Linked DNA regions of Mus musculus: region 2 is linked to region 1. Evidence: chromatin contacts called from ENCODE Hi-C or POLR2A ChIA-PET data. All regions are on one chromosome and are shown on one strand. The core of a region is the stretch at or near the end of the contact, and the rest is flanking DNA. Distances in the headings are between cores, read along the strand shown. Region 1 holds the start of Zfyve16 (zinc finger, FYVE domain containing 16). Region 2 holds the start of Tent2 (terminal nucleotidyltransferase 2).

The links. Hi-C counts contacts between places; a loop is a spot of excess contacts on that map. ChIA-PET counts read pairs that join two places held with the same protein, here RNA polymerase II (POLR2A).
Region 2: a map of heart shows a loop between it and region 1 (13-fold over the local background). The contact joins the promoter of Tent2 here to the promoter of Zfyve16 in region 1. A Hi-C loop is called at or near these places in 1 of 37 maps with a recorded cell type or tissue (heart). POLR2A ChIA-PET finds 5 or more read pairs at or near these places in 1 of 5 experiments (Patski).

What each region holds. Positions count from the first base shown.
Region 1 is chr13:92,529,279-92,532,178 of GRCm38, forward strand. Zfyve16 (zinc finger, FYVE domain containing 16) reads right to left here and starts at 1,532. Exons shown (of 18, transcript NM_173392.4): 1 at 1,421-1,532.
Region 2 is chr13:93,191,065-93,193,964 of GRCm38, forward strand. Tent2 (terminal nucleotidyltransferase 2) reads right to left here and starts at 1,353. Exons shown (of 15, transcript NM_133905.3): 1 at 1,030-1,353.

The sequences.
Region 1 (2,900 bases), core at 282-2,781:
AACATAAATCCATTTTCCACAAAAATTGTTAAAATAGTATTAGCAAGGGGGAAAATACGGAGGAACAAGTACTAAACTAAATCTAGTGTAGGGATTATGTAAGCCTTTCAAAGCTAAATTATGTCTCTCTACATTTTACTTAAAAAGAGAAAAGGAGATAATTTTATTATTTTCCTTAAAAATGATATAAAATATTCTAACAATATAAAAATAATAAAAATATATTAGAAGGCAGTTGGACACTAGACTGTAAGGGGTATAAAATTGTGAAAGACAGTAATATGATCATGAAGAAAATGTTCAATGTACATTAGAATTAGAATTTAAAAACAACCAAGATTTTTTAATATAATAAAGTATTTGCTTCATTGTATGACTATTTTTAAGTGAATATGTGAAGAAAAAAAAGAATTTCCAGAGTTTTAATTTTCAAAATGGTAAATATTCTGCATTAACAATTACATTTTCTTGAATATTTTTCAATTGTCATTATCTTCAACCATATAGGATACTATGTGTAATTGGCATTATGACTGGGGACAAAAAAATTAGTTTTATTTGTAAGGTAGCTACTTCAAAAGATTGTTTTTGCTCATATTATTATGTGTATAGTAAAAAAATGTAATGGGTATATGTGTACAGCTTTTAAAAACATGGGAAAGGTGAGCAACACTCTTATCATTTTAAGTTTAAAATGCAACAGGGGCCAAAAAAAAAAAAAAAAAAAAAAAAAAAGGACAAAGAAAAATGTCAAAATGGTAAGCGGCTGGTTACTTTTGCACGGTGGAATGGTGACTAGCTCATTCCTAATTCCCTCCTCTAATTTTTAAATAGCTTGCCACTAAATGTGTAGTTTAATATCAAAGAGAAGGGGGAAAAAAGAAGTTATGTGAAAAATCGGACAGACACGATCAAACCACTAAACTTTTGCCAACTCGAGAAATGCCAAACTCAGCCGAGTAAGTGACGGAACCGGATGACATCACCAACTTATTCTTTGAATTAAAAGATGAAGTTAATATTTAAATTTACGGGCTGGTTTTCTGACATGGCTAACCAAGAACATGAGTCTGGAATGTAACAAATTGCAATCACGGTCGCACAAACAGGTTAACTGTTAAAAGTTAAGGTCATCTCTTCAGAGGCACCAAAGACAGCGAGCGAACACTGAGGCATCAGTGAAACGGAGGAGGCGGCGACAACAGGCGCCGCGGGGACTCGCGGGATCCAGTGCGGCCCGACCCGGCCCAGCCCAGCCCGCGATGGGGTCGGGTATCTCGGCCGCACAGAGCCCAGGGTGGCAGGCGGGTCCCGGAGGAAGGCGAGGCCGGGCCGTCGCAGCCTAGCGAGTCCGAGGCCGCCCCGCCCCTCCGCCCGCAGTACGCTGAGGAGAGGCCGGTGGCGGCTCCGAGGCTCTTACCTCCCCACACCCCGCCGAGCTCTCGGGGACTCGACGCGACGCCGCAGTGAGGCGTGAAGAGTAACCCGGCCACGACACCCAGGACAGCGCGACGCCAGCCTAGAGCTCGTCCCCAGCCGACCTAGCAGAGAAGGGCGCAGGCGCAGAGAATGCTTCCCGCTGCCACGCCCCCTCCGGGAGGCTTGATCTATGCGCATGCGCGCTGCTCGGGTCCGAGCCAGTCCACGCGGGCGCGCCGGAAGTGGCCAGGCGACTCCGTTGGGATCCTGCGCTCGGACGCTGTTCCAAGGACGCTCTTCTGCTGGCCTCAGGAGGTGACTAGTGCCACAGCTCAGCTGACCCGGCACTCCGGTTTGCACCAGCCAAATCCAGCGGCCGACACTGTATCTCACCTCCGGGCAGCTCCTAAATGCCGGTCCTTGGGTGAGCGGATTGGCCGACGCCGCCCTGCACTTCTGGCTGTACTTCTGCATTTCCAACCCTCTGTAGCCTCCAGAGCGGCTGCTGTCTAAAACCAGAAGCCAGCTACCCTCTCGGAAGGAGATGCCCGATGCCTCGCGCGCGCTCTCTGCTTCGGCCTTCGCATTTTCACCACGAGTTTTCTAAAATTCAAAGAGAGCGAAGAGAAAATTAGTATCCGGACCAGCTTGGGGACTGCTGGCTCGCCTAGGCTTTCGAGAGATTACAAGCGTTATCGCTGCTGTGATTTGTACTCAAGAGACTTCACAGTCAGAGCTCAGGTCCTCAATTCAGTAATTGGCAACTGTAGTTTATCTTTCAGAGATTCTGCATCTCTACTTCTGGTTCCCCTTCTAAACTCTGATTTTTGCCAAGAGCAAAACTTTTGGTTGTGTAAGGTGACTGGCCTGTTCTTTGACAGACAATGCAAAAGAGATGCTTCGCTTACATTAGCTAATTAATCTTAAGAATAATTCCACAAGGGCTGGAGAGATGGCTCAGCCGTTAAAGGCTAGTCTCACAACCAAAAATATAAGAATAATTCTACAAAGTACAGTGTGTATTTTCACTTTTATACGTTGGACACTGTCACAGATAAAATGGGGCCGTCGTCTTTTTGGAACCTCAATTCAGAAGCAGTGGCTTGTGCATACAAATTAGGGGCAAAAGTATATAGTACAATGTAAGGACAAATAAGAGTTATTTTAAATGAACAAAACAACATTTTAAAGTATATGCAAATCAGTTCACAAAATAGCATGTCTACCACATTTTATTGATGTTCAAACTTAATATAGCAGAAACAGTGTATTCTCCATAAATCTGTTTTACCAATTTGCTTAATTTATAGATGAATTCATTGGTGAGAATAGTGTGGATACTCTCATATCCTGGTGTGGATATAAGTTAACACAAATTCACATATAAAGTAGGACTTTTGAAAGAACCTGCTTAGTAGCCAGGTACAGTAGCCCAAATTCCCTCCCCAGGAACACCTGTAAGGAGAAGCAAGGTAAAGACA
Region 2 (2,900 bases), core at 103-2,602, 660 kb after region 1:
TTATAGACTACTCAAGTTTACATAACTGTCTCTTCACCAAGATTCCTGAGAAAGTAGCAATTTCCTACAAGAACTGCATGGCTTAATCAAGTTATGTGTGCACTCTAAGTGTCTTGGATCAGTTCTTTGTTCTACAACACAAGTGTAACTCCCAGATCCTGCTCAGCATGCACTGTCAAAACCACCTTCAGGCTCTGAACAGAGCATTCTTTTTATTAAAAATTAAATTCCATCTAAGAGTTTCACAGAGTCTGTGTATTTCTCGAACACATACAATTGGGGCAATTCACACCAACCAGTGTTTCTATTACAGGTTACTAATCAGTACAGATTAACCGTGTTAATAGCTGTTAACACAGCAAAGCCCTATAGTACTAAACTATGTACTATGATGGTAGTGTGACTTCACAAAAACCATACGCTAAACACGTTAAATTTCCAATCCTGTTTGACCTGCACAATTTTTCCTCTTCCTCTTATCAACAAACTAATTACTTTAAACAACGCTCAAATAGGGCAAAACAAGAAACTTAAATCACAGATACCAGGAAACACATTGCCCCTTGTGTTCTTAAGCAGTTAAAGAAAGGAGAGCCCAACCACAAATATGACTAGGAAAAGTGAATTCGACCATCAGCCAGTCCTGACCTGACTGAGATGACTCCATGCTGTTTAATTGTCTCAGAGATAAATGCCTTCCACAAGAGTTCGTTAATTTAGACATTTACCTTGGGTCTCCACTGCCTTTTGGAACTCCAAGAGGGAGTATCAAGACAGTCTTACTCTTTCGGTCTAGGGAGTGAGGAGAGGGCGGGAGGCGACATGAGAACTAGCGAGAAGACAGATCAGAGAAAGGCCAACATTCTTCCCAAAGTCCGGCGGCCTGGGAACGCCCCTAATCCAGGGAGCTCCGGGGGAGCGCCAGGCTCTCCCGCGCAAAACACAGCGCCAGTCTCAGCCAAGTTTCACGCGCCCGGCCGGGGACCGGGGCCTGCACTCGTGCATCCCCACCGAAGCCCTGAAACTCACCGGCGTCCACGCCGAAGGGCCGAGCGGGGCCCAGCGGCACTGCCCGCCAACACGCTCCCAGGCCGGAGCTGCCGCCCGAGCAGGCAGAGGTAGGAGCAGCCAGCGGCCCGGCGCAGCGAGGCCCAGCTCGGGCGGGCAGGGCGGCGGAGAGTCACGAGCCTAAGGCCAGGCCCGCGCGGCCGTGGAAGGCTGGGGGTGGCGACAACAAAAAGAAAGGGGGGTGGGGGAGGAAAAAAAAAAAAAGGCGGAAGACTAAAAAGTCGCCGAAAAGGCGGCGTAGACAACCCTGTCACAGGACCCGGAAGATCAACGTGACCCCGGAAAGGAATCATCAGCGGGAGCGAAAGGTCAGACTTCCGGCAGCCGACACTGGAGAGCGCGTTTGCTGAGCTGCGCAGGCGCACAGCCCCACCCTGGTCCAGCCAGGGAGTCTGCGGCGGCTGCTGAGATGGTGGCGAGGGAAGGTACAGCCCGGCCCTTCCGCAGGGCAGTAGGCCACCCCGCTCCGCTGGCGCCGCCTCCTAAGTTACGTGCCGCTGGCCATTTCCAGGAGGCCTGTTCTGTCCATGGAGGGCCTTCCAGGAGATATCCAAAACCAACCTTCCCATTGCTGGAAAGATCAGTATGAAATCGTGGGTGATGTTCTCCTCAACAACAAACAAACAAAAACAGTTTCTTGGAGACAAAATCATGCCTCTAAGGCCCCCAAAACCACCCACACATTACCCTGCCCTAGCTCGCACTCACTTGTCTAACAAATACCCACCATTGTTTCTCATTGAGAGAACTTTAGTATCTGGTGAAACTGTCTAAACTGCTTGATTTATTGATGAATATCTGTAAACAATAGCCCTGTTTTGTCCCCGTAGAATCTGACCGTTCCCAATCCCGAAAGTAATGATTTGTTTACTGCTTTTTGGTTTTCTTGTTATTTATTCTGGGTTTTTTTCCCCCATTGTTTTTAGTTTGGTTGTTTTTTTGTTTTTGTTTTGTTTTTGTTTTGTCGGGACAGGGTTTCTCTGTATAGCCCTGGCTGTCCTGGAACTCACTTTGTAGACCAGGCTGGCCTCGAACTCAATAGTTATTCAATTTTTAATTTTTCTACCTTAATTCACAAACTGAGGTCATTTCTGTGATAATACTTAGAGTCGTTTGATAACTTACTATATGAATAATAACTTAACTGAATCCCACTTATTTCGATAAAGAGTTTTCGTTTCACTTGACTTGCAAAGTCTTTATAAATTATATTTGAATCATTTAAATAATTTTTTAAAAAACTTGTCACGTGCTTCCGAGTATCATCTGATGTGGTAAATGTTAATTGTGCTTTGGTAATAAAGTATGTTCAGTTATTGTGTAGAGTATTTTATAAATGTCAGTTAAGTTGATCTTCAACATGGCTCTGGTTTCCTGTCTTGCTTGTCTTTTCGGGCATAAAAAGGGCATATAAGAAGGCTAGGGCCAAGACAGGTGTGGTGGTGCACGCCTTTAATCCCAGCACTTGGGAGGCAGAGGCAGGCGGATTTCTGAGTTCAAGGCCAGCCTGGGCTACAGAGTGAGTTCCAGGACAGCCAGGGCTACACAGAGAAACCTTATCTCGAAAAACCTAAAACAAACAAACAAAAATGTCAGCCTATCATGTATGAGTCTCTGGGTTCAATACCCAGCACTGAAAAAGTACTGAAATATGGCTATAATTATGGCTCATTCTCTATTTCTTTTCTGTCTGTCAGCTGCTACTGCCCTTATTTATCACCCGCCAGAGAAAGTTTTTATTGTTATGGAAAGATCTACATTGTAAACTGACCTACTTTTTGCTGTTATTATTACTCTGAAGTACGTTCTTTCTGAGCATAATGCAGGTATTC